Regions from separate parts of the Mus musculus genome. Here region 2 is linked to region 1. The links are chromatin loops, found by intact Hi-C in ENCODE. Cell type or tissue: left cerebral cortex. All regions are shown on one strand. Links, peaks and the distances in the headings refer to the core of each region. The heading gives the core; the rest is flanking DNA.

Region 1 (5,369 bases), core at 211-5,210:
GGCTTACCTTGGCTCACAGTACAGCATTTTGGGCAAGCCAAGCTAGCAGGAGCTTGCAGCAGCTGTTCACAATCAGGAAGCAAAGGGCCATGAACACACAGTGGGACTCTTTCTCCACTTTATAAAGTCGGTGGGTGGAACTTCCCAATCCCACCCCCTACAAGAGTGCTTAGAGGCTTATCTCCTAGGAGACTGACTGTTGAGATGACAATTTATGCTAACAATCAGGGAGGGTAAACCCTCTACCTGCCCAGTTTGGCCTCACAATGTCCCTGGGGAGTGTAGTGATGGGGACTTCCATGTCCCAGGCTTGGAGGACCAGCACATGCCACTGTAAAGGTCCTACTGTGTGAGAGCTGAGGCTGATGTGCTCCAGCCCTGCCCCTCTGCTGCAGACTTCAGCCCTGAGCTTGGCAGGAAACAGCACTGGAGTTTGGAGTTCCAGCCCCTGGTGCTGACTGAGGCTTGGGCTATAAACAGGAACTAGGCATGCCTCTGCCCTAGAAGAGGTCTTTCCTGGGAGCAGAGACTGGCTGGAGAAAAGGCTTAGTGGTTGAGAGACTTGCAGAGGATTCGGGTTCTGTTCCCAGCACCCACAGCAGGCAGCTCACAACCACCTGTACATTAGAGAGAATCTGGTACCCTCTGGCCTCTGTCTTCCACAGGCATCTGCATGGGACCTCATGGGCTCTTACACAGATATACAGAAATTTAAAAATTAATTTGGACAGGGTGTAATGGCATGTGCCTATAACCCAGCACTTGAGGGGTAGAATCAGATCTCTGGCTACATAGAGAGATCCGGTCTTTTTTTTTTTTTTAAAGTTAGGCTAGACCTGGTGGCACACACCTTTGAACCCAGCACTCAGGAGGCAGAGGCAGGTGGATCTCCATGAGTTTGAGGCCAGCCTGGTCTACAGAGCGAGTTCCATGATGGCCAGGGCACAGAGAAACCTTGTCTAAAAAGCCCAAAACCAAAATTCCCACCTGTGAGTTAACATCAGTTCTTAGGTTCCCTGTTACAGTGGGTGGGATCTGTCACTTATTTCCAAAGTGAATTCCCACTGGGGTCCAGTTGGCTCACCCTTCCTGTGGTCCCTAGACCATAATCTCCTACATATGAGAATCGTGTGTGTGTTTATGTGTGCTCTTAGTGCATGTGTGTACATGTTTGTGTGCACATGTGTATGGATAAGAAGGTTAAAGGTGAACAATGCGGTCTTCCTCAATCACTCTTCACCGTGTGTGTGTGTGTGTGTGTGTGTGTGTGTGTGTGTGTGTGTAGCCCTGTAGTCTTTTGCCTCCATGGGCCACTATGCCCAGCCTCCATCTTACTTTTTGAGAGAGGGTCTCTCATTGAACCTGCAGCCACTAACCAGCTGGCCAGGCTGGCCAGCCATCTCTAGGTATCCTCCTGCCTCAGCTTCCCAGAGCTGAGATCATAGCTGTGTACACTGCCATGCTTGGGTTTTCCCCTGAACACACGTGCAGTAGACTCTTGGCTGGTTTTCTCTTCCTTGGATTCTGTCCAGCTGTGCTCTGCCTCTAGCAGCCCCAAGGTAGGCTCATCCTCATCTGGGAGGAGTCAAGGGCTGAGTTACCGTCCCCCACTCCCCCCACCCCTGCACCCTCTCTCAGCTTAGCTCCTCCTAGAGGAGGCTCAGACACAGTTGCTACCATGCTAAAAAACAAAACAAGCACAACCCTAGTCGGGAAGGTATAGCCACCACAGGGTCTCTGAGAGGATGTGACCAGCACAGATGTCTTACCAGAAAGCTCCCTAGACTAGGTACCACTAGAATGAGCCATTAGGTGGAGAGAGGCACACAACTTCTCCACAGTCTCTATGGCTACCCATCTAGGACGCCTTCCCTCAGCAGGTTTCAGGGAAACCCTGCAGGGTCCTTCTCAATACTACTTGCTGCTGTTTGACCTTCATAGATGAGTTCCTTGCCACTCAACCTCTGGGTCCCATTACATTTTTCCTGGGTTTCAGGTGCCTGAGAAAGATCTGATATCTCTATCTGATATCTCTTCCTCTTCCTCCTCTTCTCCTTCCTCCTCTTCCTTTCTCCTCCTGTCCCCCTCTTCCCTCTGTGGATAGAGTCTCCAGTAGCCCAGCCTCTAGTTCACAGTGTTGCTGGACTGACCTTAAGCTCCTCCCCCGCCTGCTCCACCTCCCGAGTGCCCGGCTTTGCCCTGCCCTGGTGTGGGGCGCAGGTCTTTACTGCTGTCGGTGCAGCTACAGTACCACTCATTTGGGTGTCTCCCCTTCCCAGCCTGTCTCACCACGACCTTTCTATGGCTATCCATGATGAGTGAGGGAAGCAGAGAGAAAACAGAGGCATGCAACCGCCTCTCAGGAAATGTAACTGGGCGCCCCTGGTAGAGGCTGAGCCGGGACAGATTGCCTAGGAGGGGAGAGGCACCTTCAGCCAGCCTTTCCAAGGCTCATGCCGGCCCTCCCCAACTTTTTTTTGGTGTGCCTCGGGTCAGATGGGGATCCTTCCCGGATTCTGCAGCAGTGGGCTGGCTAGGGTTGTAGGGTTGGGTGGGAGACCCCGACCCAGCGGGGACAGAGGGTGGGCTGTTTGTGCTTGTTTGGGGCCCCAAGGGTTCAATATTTGCCGCTCCCCACCTCACCCCTGCTGCTGCCCCAAGTCCACGGAGGTGTGGGGTGTGGAGTGGCGGGGGGGGGGCGGGGGGGGACTGCCAGCCTCTGGGATCTTCGAGGGAAGGCTCCGGGTCTAGAGAATCCTGGGATTCTATTCCAGGAAGGAGAGAGCAACTCCAGGGGAGAATTATACTTGTAACAGAAAAGAAAGCTCTCTGCCTTCTACAGTGCAGACAGAGCTCCGTTCCCACCCCCACAAGGCCCCAGGGACCCGAAAGAATGTGGTTTGCTGAGCGCTGCCTTGCCTCCCTGAAGGGGGGTGGATTCGGCCTGGAAAAGTTGCGTGTGAAATGAATTTTTCTCTATCCTATGCCATTTTCCGGTGGGTCGTGTTTGAAGACCATGGTTGTATTCCCTCAGAGAAATGTCCCTGAGTGTTTTGGAGGCAGCTAGCTAGCGTGCACAGGGATGGGGACTCCAGGATGCATGGTGGGATACCAGAAAACACCCTTCTCCCCAAGGGGGCAGAGTCAAGACAAGACCTCAGGAGATCACGTGACAGTTAGGCTGTGTGTCCCAAAGGATTCTGGTGGCAGAGCCCCAGAGCTTCTGAGGAACACAGAGCTGCGGGACAGCTCCCCTGCCCAGAGGGTGCTGCTCACACAAGGAGTCCAGGTGGTCTGCCTGCATTCTCTGAGAGTGCTTCCGAAGCTTAGCCTTGGGGTGGGTCAGTGTGCCTGGGAAGGAACTTTAGGAAGCTCGTGGATGACCCTTCTCTCTGTGTCTGCATTAGTCACCGACCATTGCATAACAAATGCTCCCCCCCCCCTTAAAACAACAAGCACTTTTTATCTCGGTCTCAGTGGATCAGGAATTCAGCTGCAGCCCCGCTGGCTGGCTGTCCCCAGCCCGAGGTCACTGAGGCTGCAGTTGTCCGAAGGCCCTTCTGAGCACTGAGTTTGTGCTTCCTACAGACTTGTCTCATGAACCACGGATCTGTTTGAGTTTCCTTCCAAGATGGCAGCTGGCTTCTACCAGATTGAGCAATGTAAAAGAGCCTTTTATGACTACCTTGGAGAGCTCTTAGTCAGCCCCTCACATCCTACTGGGTGCCCCAACCACCCTTACTCACTGTGGAAGGGGACAAGCCAGCCTGTAAATGCCTGAAGGTAGGGATCATTTGGAGACCATCTTGGAGGCTGGTGACCATGGCAACCATCACTTCAGCATGAGAGGTATCCTTCCCGGCACACATGGTTGGTTTCTTACCATTTACTGGATATTAGTGGCTAGAGTGTTAACCTGGGATGTGAAGGATATGGAAGAAACGGGAATTTATCAGCTGAGCTCAAGGGAACCACAGCAGTAACAATCACACAGGGCCACCTCTCCAGCTGTACTCTACCAGGCCATCCTCACCCCTAGGCAGCCTGTTCCATCCACATTCCCAGGTTAGACCATTCATTTGTAAGCAATGCATGAAGTGAGATTGTGTGTGTGTGTGTGTGTGTGTGCATGTGTTTGTGTGTGTGTGTGTATATATGTGTGTGTGTTCACTGCTATAGTCATGTTAGAAGCCTGGGACAGGATTGGAACAGAGGGAGCTGGGATGAACCCAAGCAAGTGATAAATGCTATAGATGAGATAACATATTCATTGATTGCACAGGGCAGTGGTGGCCATGCCTTTAATTCCAGCACTCTGGAGACAGAGGCAGGCAGATCTCTGAAAGGTTAAATACATAGACAGGGTAAGGAGTTAGGGCCCATACTGACAAGCTAGAGTCTGGTAGGCTGTGACAAAGGGCCACATAGACAAGGGTGGGGTGGGCCCTGGCCCCTGGCTGAGAAGCCTAGTGGTAAGTGAGTTGTGTCTCCAGGTGCTCACCACAACTGTATCCTAGGTTGAGCCTTGTTGATCACTGACTGTGTAGCTCAGGCTAGTGAATTCATGTCCTCAGTTTCCCATCTATAAAATGGGTGATACTGGTATTGTGTCCGCCCCTCCCTGGCCCCCCGCATTGTGGCTCTCACTCAGAGGCAGAGTCTGGACTCATGATTGCTTCCCTAGGACAAAGCCTACAGTGGTTACCATCTTGACAACACTCCAAGTTCGAGGAAGCCATATGTCTAAGTCCTATTGATTGGAAGGGATCATCCCAGGAGAAAGAGCTCAGTGCCCCCTGTGCCAGGGATGTACAGGCATGGGGACTGCCAGCTTCTGCCTGCCAGTCTAGGCTCAGCATGATTCTGGGCCAGGGAACATCCTGGGTGGGTCTCCAGAAGACCCGCACATAGACTCCACTCTGGCCTAAGTTTGCTGTCCCAACAAACAGACTAGGGAGGAGGCTGGCTACAGAGGCTGGAGCCTGCAGCCTGCCTCTGCCTGGGAGCGTGCTTGGGAAGCAGAAGGAACTGGGGGGAAGGCCTTAAGGACCAGAGGCACCTGCTTTCTGTCAGGCCTGTGTGGGAGCCCACAGAACCGCAGATTGAATTTGCCTTGTGGCTCTCAACCTGTCCTGGAGAGTGTGGGCTAGTGAGGGGGACCCAGAGCCCTCATGGGTGTGCATGTGGTGGGGTCAAAGACCACCTCTACCTAGCCCAGCAAAGGAGCTCTCTATTGTCTCTGTGCTATGTTGTTGTGCTGAGTACTGTTTCATCAAAAGGTAAAGGCTGGGGGCGGCTTGGTTGGTAGAGTATCCTGCATACACAGACAAAGCTCTGGGTTCGGTTTTCCAGCACTGCATAAACCAGAG
Region 2 (5,369 bases), core at 178-5,177, 180 kb after region 1:
GGTGGCTGTTGGAAAGGAGGGCATAATGATAGGACTAAGGGACATATTTGGTGGTTAGGGAGGCGTACAGTGGGGACATGGTCATGATACCCAATGTTCTTCCTGGAGTAATGGCTTAATAAGATATTAGAACAGGAAACCAGGCAATGGTGGTGCATGCCTTTAATGCCAGCACTCAGGTGCCAGGGGCAGGTGGATCTGAATTCGAGATCAGCCAGGTCTACAGAACAAATTTCAGGACAGCCAGGACTACACAGAGAAACTCTGTCTTTGAAAACAAAACAAATACAAAAGATTGGAACAGGCAACTAAGTACAGCACCCTGAGCCCAAAGCCCACCATGGCGGCAGTGTTGTGAACCCAGCACTGGGGTCATGTTATCTATGGACCCCATCATACCTCCTAGGTGGATATGAGTTTCTCCCTACCATAGCTCCACTCTGCCAGGTGGAAGTCTTGGTTACCTGGAACAGGAGGGGAAGAAAAAAAGGGGGCAGGGGAGAAGGGAAGTTACCCCTCCTGGCACAGCACAGGACTCACTAAGTTCAAAGTCACTCCTGCATCGGGTTACAGTGGGGTCTTCCAGCTAGGACCAACAGGCAAGAGGAGTCAGGATTTCTGTATGAGACTTGCCCATAAAGATTCTAACTCATCGTGGAGAGACTTTGGTAGAAAAGTTTTGCACAGGCAGCCAGGACCTCAAAGGGGGCTGCTGGAAGTGGATTGGCAACCCTGGACACCTTGGTGTCTCTTGGCTTGGTGGCATAACGCAGGCTAACTGTGGAGCAGCCCCTGTAGGCTCATGGGAGCCCTACACCCACACCTCACCTGAATCTCACCTCCCGCCTCCCCACAGACACTTAGACAGTCACACAGAGATAAGCAGGGGAGGCAAAGCACAAGGTACTGAGAGGCAGTGGGTTTGACACGTTGCTCGGACAAAATACAGGAGAGAGACCATTCAAGAAAGGAAGGTTTACTCTAGCCCACAGTTTAGGGCTACAACCAGCGGTGGTGGGGGAATCCTGAGAGAGGCATCTGGAGGCAGCTGGTTACATTGTGCTCACTTCAGGGAGCAGGGAGCAGCGCCTGTTGCTGCTTAAGCTTTCTTCTCCTTTTCTTTCAACCATCAGTTACCATGGATCTTCCAGGGCAGCTCACCTAATCCAGATGATCCCTCACAGGTATGTCCAAAAGCGTATCTCCTCCGGGACTCTAGACCCTATCAATATTGCATCTAGAATCAATATAAACCATTGCAGAGGCTTTTGAACAGGTAACTCTGGTAGCCCTAAGGGCTGGACTCCTGGCTTCAACCAGGCAGAGCTCGATAGTACCGGTCCACATTAACTCTTTCCCCTGCTGTCTGTTACCTGTCCCCTTCATCCTAGCCAAAAAAAAAAAAAGCTGGGTACACCTGCCTTTCTTTAAAGCCCCCTTCAGGAAAACCTAGACCAAGACTTGTCATGGGGCAGGAAGGGGGGACGAGGACCTCAAATAGACAGGTTAAAGTCTTACCCCGGTACTCAGAATGTGACCTCAGCTGGGCTTGCCTGTAATCCCAGAAAAGGAGGTAGAGACAGAGAGATCGGTAGTCCAAGGTCATCCTCAGCTACTTAATGAATATGAGGCCAGCCTGGGCTACAGGAGACGCTGTCTCAAAACAAACAAGCAAGCATACAAAAGAACGGCTGTATTTGAAGATGAGATATGCGGTCTGAATGTCACTCCCTACTGTGTCCCTGTTAAACTGTAGTCTCTAATGTGAACGGGATTGAGAAGCAGGGTCCTGGACTGAAGAAATGACTCAGGGGTTAAGAGCACTTGCTGCTCTTTCAGGCGACCAGAGTTTGGTTCCTGGTACCTCAATCCCTGGCTCACGACCACCAGGGACTTTGGATCACTCCACTCCAGAGGATCCAATGGCTTCTGTACTCATATCCACATATCCCTCTCCCCACATACATACACATACTTCAAGTTTTAAAAACGAAGAATGGGTCTCAGAGAGATGGCTCAGCCATTAAGAGCACTGGCTGCTCTTGCAGAGGACCGGGGTTCAAACCTCAACACCTATGTGGAGGCTCACAACCATCTATAAATCCAGTTTCAGGAGATCCAACGCCCTCTACTGGCTTCCATTGATACTGCATGATTCATATACATACATGAGGCAAAACCCTATTAAGCATAAAATTAAACAACAGCAAAAAGTAGTGAGTTCTGGATGTGGGATGCTCAGGCCCCAGCAATGGCCATTGTGAAGGAGGCCACAAGAAGCCTGCTTGGTTCTCTCATAATATTAGATCCCAGCAAGAAAATGAACCCAGAAGAGCAGATCCTCACCATACACAAAGGCTGCTAGCGCCTAGATCTATCTTGCCCTGAGGGAAGCGAAGGTCAGCATCTGTGGTGTGTAAACCACCCTGCCAGTAGTGTTTGTTACAGAAGCACAAACTGAACTGTGGGGTCCTTAACGAGATGCTGTTTTCAAATGGTAAGAGGACCCCGGCAAGAGCCAGGCAGTGGTGGCGTACGCCTTTAATCCCAGCACTTGGGAGGCAGAGGCAGGTGGATCTCCGGGTTCAAGGCCAGCCTGGTCTACAGAGTGAGTTCCAGGACAGCCAGAGCTATACAGAGAAACCCTGTCTCGAAAACAAAACAAAACAAAAAAACAAAAGAGGAGCCCCGGCAGAATTGGGTTTTCCTGAAGGGAGGAACACAGGACACCCACAGAGGAAGGGCCACTGTGTGGAGACAGTGTGGGAACAGCTACCACCTGCAAGTGGTACTGGCTGTCCAGCTCAGGCACTATCCCAGGACCCTGAATTTAGGATGTGCTTCAGTTGTACCCCAGCCCAGACCCCAACTGGAGTCTCCAGAGCCCAAGCCCTTGACTCAAACTGTGTGCCCCCAGGACCCAGAGTGTCTCCTCAGGGATTCTTGCCACTCTCTCTGCTCTCTCCTTCAGCCGTGTTGGAGACCTCTCTGCACTGCCAGCTGGGCACTGCTTCCCAGCTTGTTGCCATCCCTCCTCCCTCCCATCCCTCTTGCCTTCCATCCCTCCTCTTTCTCATCCCTCCTCCCTCTCCTCCCTCTTTCCTCCCATCTCTCCCCCTCCCATCCCTCCTCCCTTCCATCCCTCCTCCCTCTCCTCCCTCTTCCTTCCCATCCCTCCTCCCTCCCATCCCTCCTCCCTCCCATCCCTCCTTCCTCCCATCCCTCCTCCCTTCCATCCCTCCTCCCTCTCCTTCCTCCTCCCTTCCATATCTCCTCCGTCCTATCTCCCATCCCTCTTCCCTCCTCCGTTCCACCCCTCCTCCCTTCCATCCCTCCCCCTTTGAAGGTTCTCCTGCTGGCTCCACACATACTCACATGCACAGACCCCACCCCTACCTCCTCACCCCCTCCAGGCAGGCCCTCTAAGTACTCTCTACAGATTCTCTTAAGGCCTACAGCAAACCAGATGCAGCATGCCCTTGGAGAGACCATGTCCTCCATCTTCATCAACATCACAGCAGGGTGAAGGTGACAGCTACCTGCCTATGCTGAGCCTGATGCCATGAGCCATGGGAGCGTCTCCCCTGCCCCTGCATCAGGGCCAGCATGATCTCTAGTTTATACATGAGGATCCAGGGCACAGAGAGGTAGGAGCTCTGCCTAAGGACACACAGTAGTTAAGTGTAGACTGGATTCCTCCTAGGCCTTAGGACAGGCTCCCCCCCCCCCAACCCCCAGAAGCAAAACTCATGGAAGAGGTATGAGTCTCAAGTGATACAGCCAACACAGGCCCTTCCCTGAGGGCAGGTAGTAGGCTAGCACCATTGAGAAGATAGAACATCAAGATTGGCTTGTGGGGCATTTTCTTAGTGATTGGTGTCATAGGCCCAGCACACTGTGGGTGGTGCGACCCCTGAGCTGTAAGAAACAGACTGAGCAAGAGATGAGGAACAAGCCAGCAGGCAGCACTCCTCCATGGCCTCTGCGTTGGTTTCTGGCTCGAGTTCCTGCCCTGGCTTCCCTCAGGGATGGAGTGTGATTAATAATAGACCTGTCCCTCCCCAGGTGCCTTTTGGTCATGGTGTTTATCATAGGAATCGAAAGCTAACTAGGGTAACCTCAAAGATCTCTGCCCTGGAGAGAGAAGATGCTGAACACAGTACCCGGTGGAGCCAAGAACAAGGCAGAATAGATATGGAGGCCTCACGGGGGTTGGGTGGGGTACAGTAGGTGAGGCTGGCTAACTTTGATGGTCTGGATGTATGAGATGCCAGGCTAAGGCTATGTGACCCCTGGGAGAGAAGCTAGGGATGAGTGACCTTTGAGCAGGCAGGTCTTGGAACGGACAGGGAGCTGGGGCATGCACTTCAGGAAGAGATGGAGAAGGCTCCAACTGTGCTGTGTTAAGCCTTGAGGCCACACTAAGAACTGCCTTTGTATGGGAGGTGCGGCACCTGCCTGAGTATGCAAAGGAAGTAGGTTCACTTCTAGCATCACAAAAAAGCAAAGAGAAACCGGACTGCTTGACTCTGTCCAGCACAGGGTTGTATTCAAAGTCCCTCTCTAGTGACCAGGAGCTGGAAGACCAAGAGAGAAGGCACAGGCAAAGGGAGAAAGTCGGACCCCAGGCCTCAGGGAGGTTAAAACTCAAGAGAGGGGACTGTCCGAGAGCGTGTGGCAGAGACTACAAAGGCACCAGTTCTGAGCTAAGGGACTCAATGACAGAGATGCCTGCTAAGGAAACTGAGGCCCAGAGTGGAGGATTGGAACCCCTGGATACTTACAGCAAGCCTACATTGACCACCTAGTGCCTAGAGACCTAGAGAAGAACACATGGCTCCATCCTAGTCTATATCAGGGACATTCAGGGACATTCTGCAGGGTCCTGAATGTGGGAAGGAGGAAAGAAAAGCTTGTCCACCACCTCCGCTCAGAGTCTTGTCTGAGACAGGGTCTCCCTAGGTAGCTCGCGCTGGCCTGGAACCCGCTCTGTAAACCAAGCCTGTCTCAATTTCACAGAGATGGGAAGCGCTGAGATAAAAGGCAAGCAGAGACTTGAACTCTCTATGCAGCCAAGGATAACCTTGAACTTCAACTCTCCTGCCTCCAATTCCCTAGTGCTGGAATCGCAGGTGCTTGTTACCACGATGGGTTCATGAGATGCCCGAAAAGCTGCTCAGGGCTTTGTGCACTCGACAAACACTCCACCAATGAGCTACAGCCCAGCCACTGTGTCAAGGCTGGAGGAAGCCCGTTCTAACCTACACCGCTGTAGCAAGTCCAGTGTAGCCCAGGATTAAGGTCAGAGAGGTGGAGTGAATGTCTCAAAGCAACACAGTAGGAGGTGTCTCGTGCTCAGCCAGCGGGAG

Evidence for each region. Peaks named below come from ENCODE experiments on the same cell type or tissue, not always from the same donor. Only the 100,000 strongest peaks of a DNase experiment are listed, where the experiment ranks them.
Region 2: it touches region 1 in a loop (2.4-fold over the local background); 3 of 42 quality-filtered maps call a loop at or near these places.

Annotation. Positions count from the first base shown.
Region 1 is chr2:30,598,268-30,603,636 of GRCm38, forward strand. All of the region lies in intron 1 of Cstad (CSA-conditional, T cell activation-dependent protein), which reads left to right. Among named protein-coding and RNA genes, the nearest start is that of Cstad, 5.9 kb to the left of the region's middle. In left cerebral cortex, for the core only: a CTCF peak has its summit at 3,119 (motif pointing right); a DNase peak (open chromatin) is centred at 2,946; H3K27ac peaks cover 2,089 bases.
Region 2 is chr2:30,774,031-30,779,399 of GRCm38, forward strand. It overlaps Gm39783 (a long non-coding RNA gene), which reads left to right. Exons shown (of 4, transcript XR_001783261.2): 3 at 1,134-1,184. Among named protein-coding and RNA genes, the nearest start is that of Gm39783, 5.2 kb to the left of the region's middle. In left cerebral cortex, for the core only: a CTCF peak has its summit at 2,125 (motif pointing left); no DNase peak of the experiment used is centred there.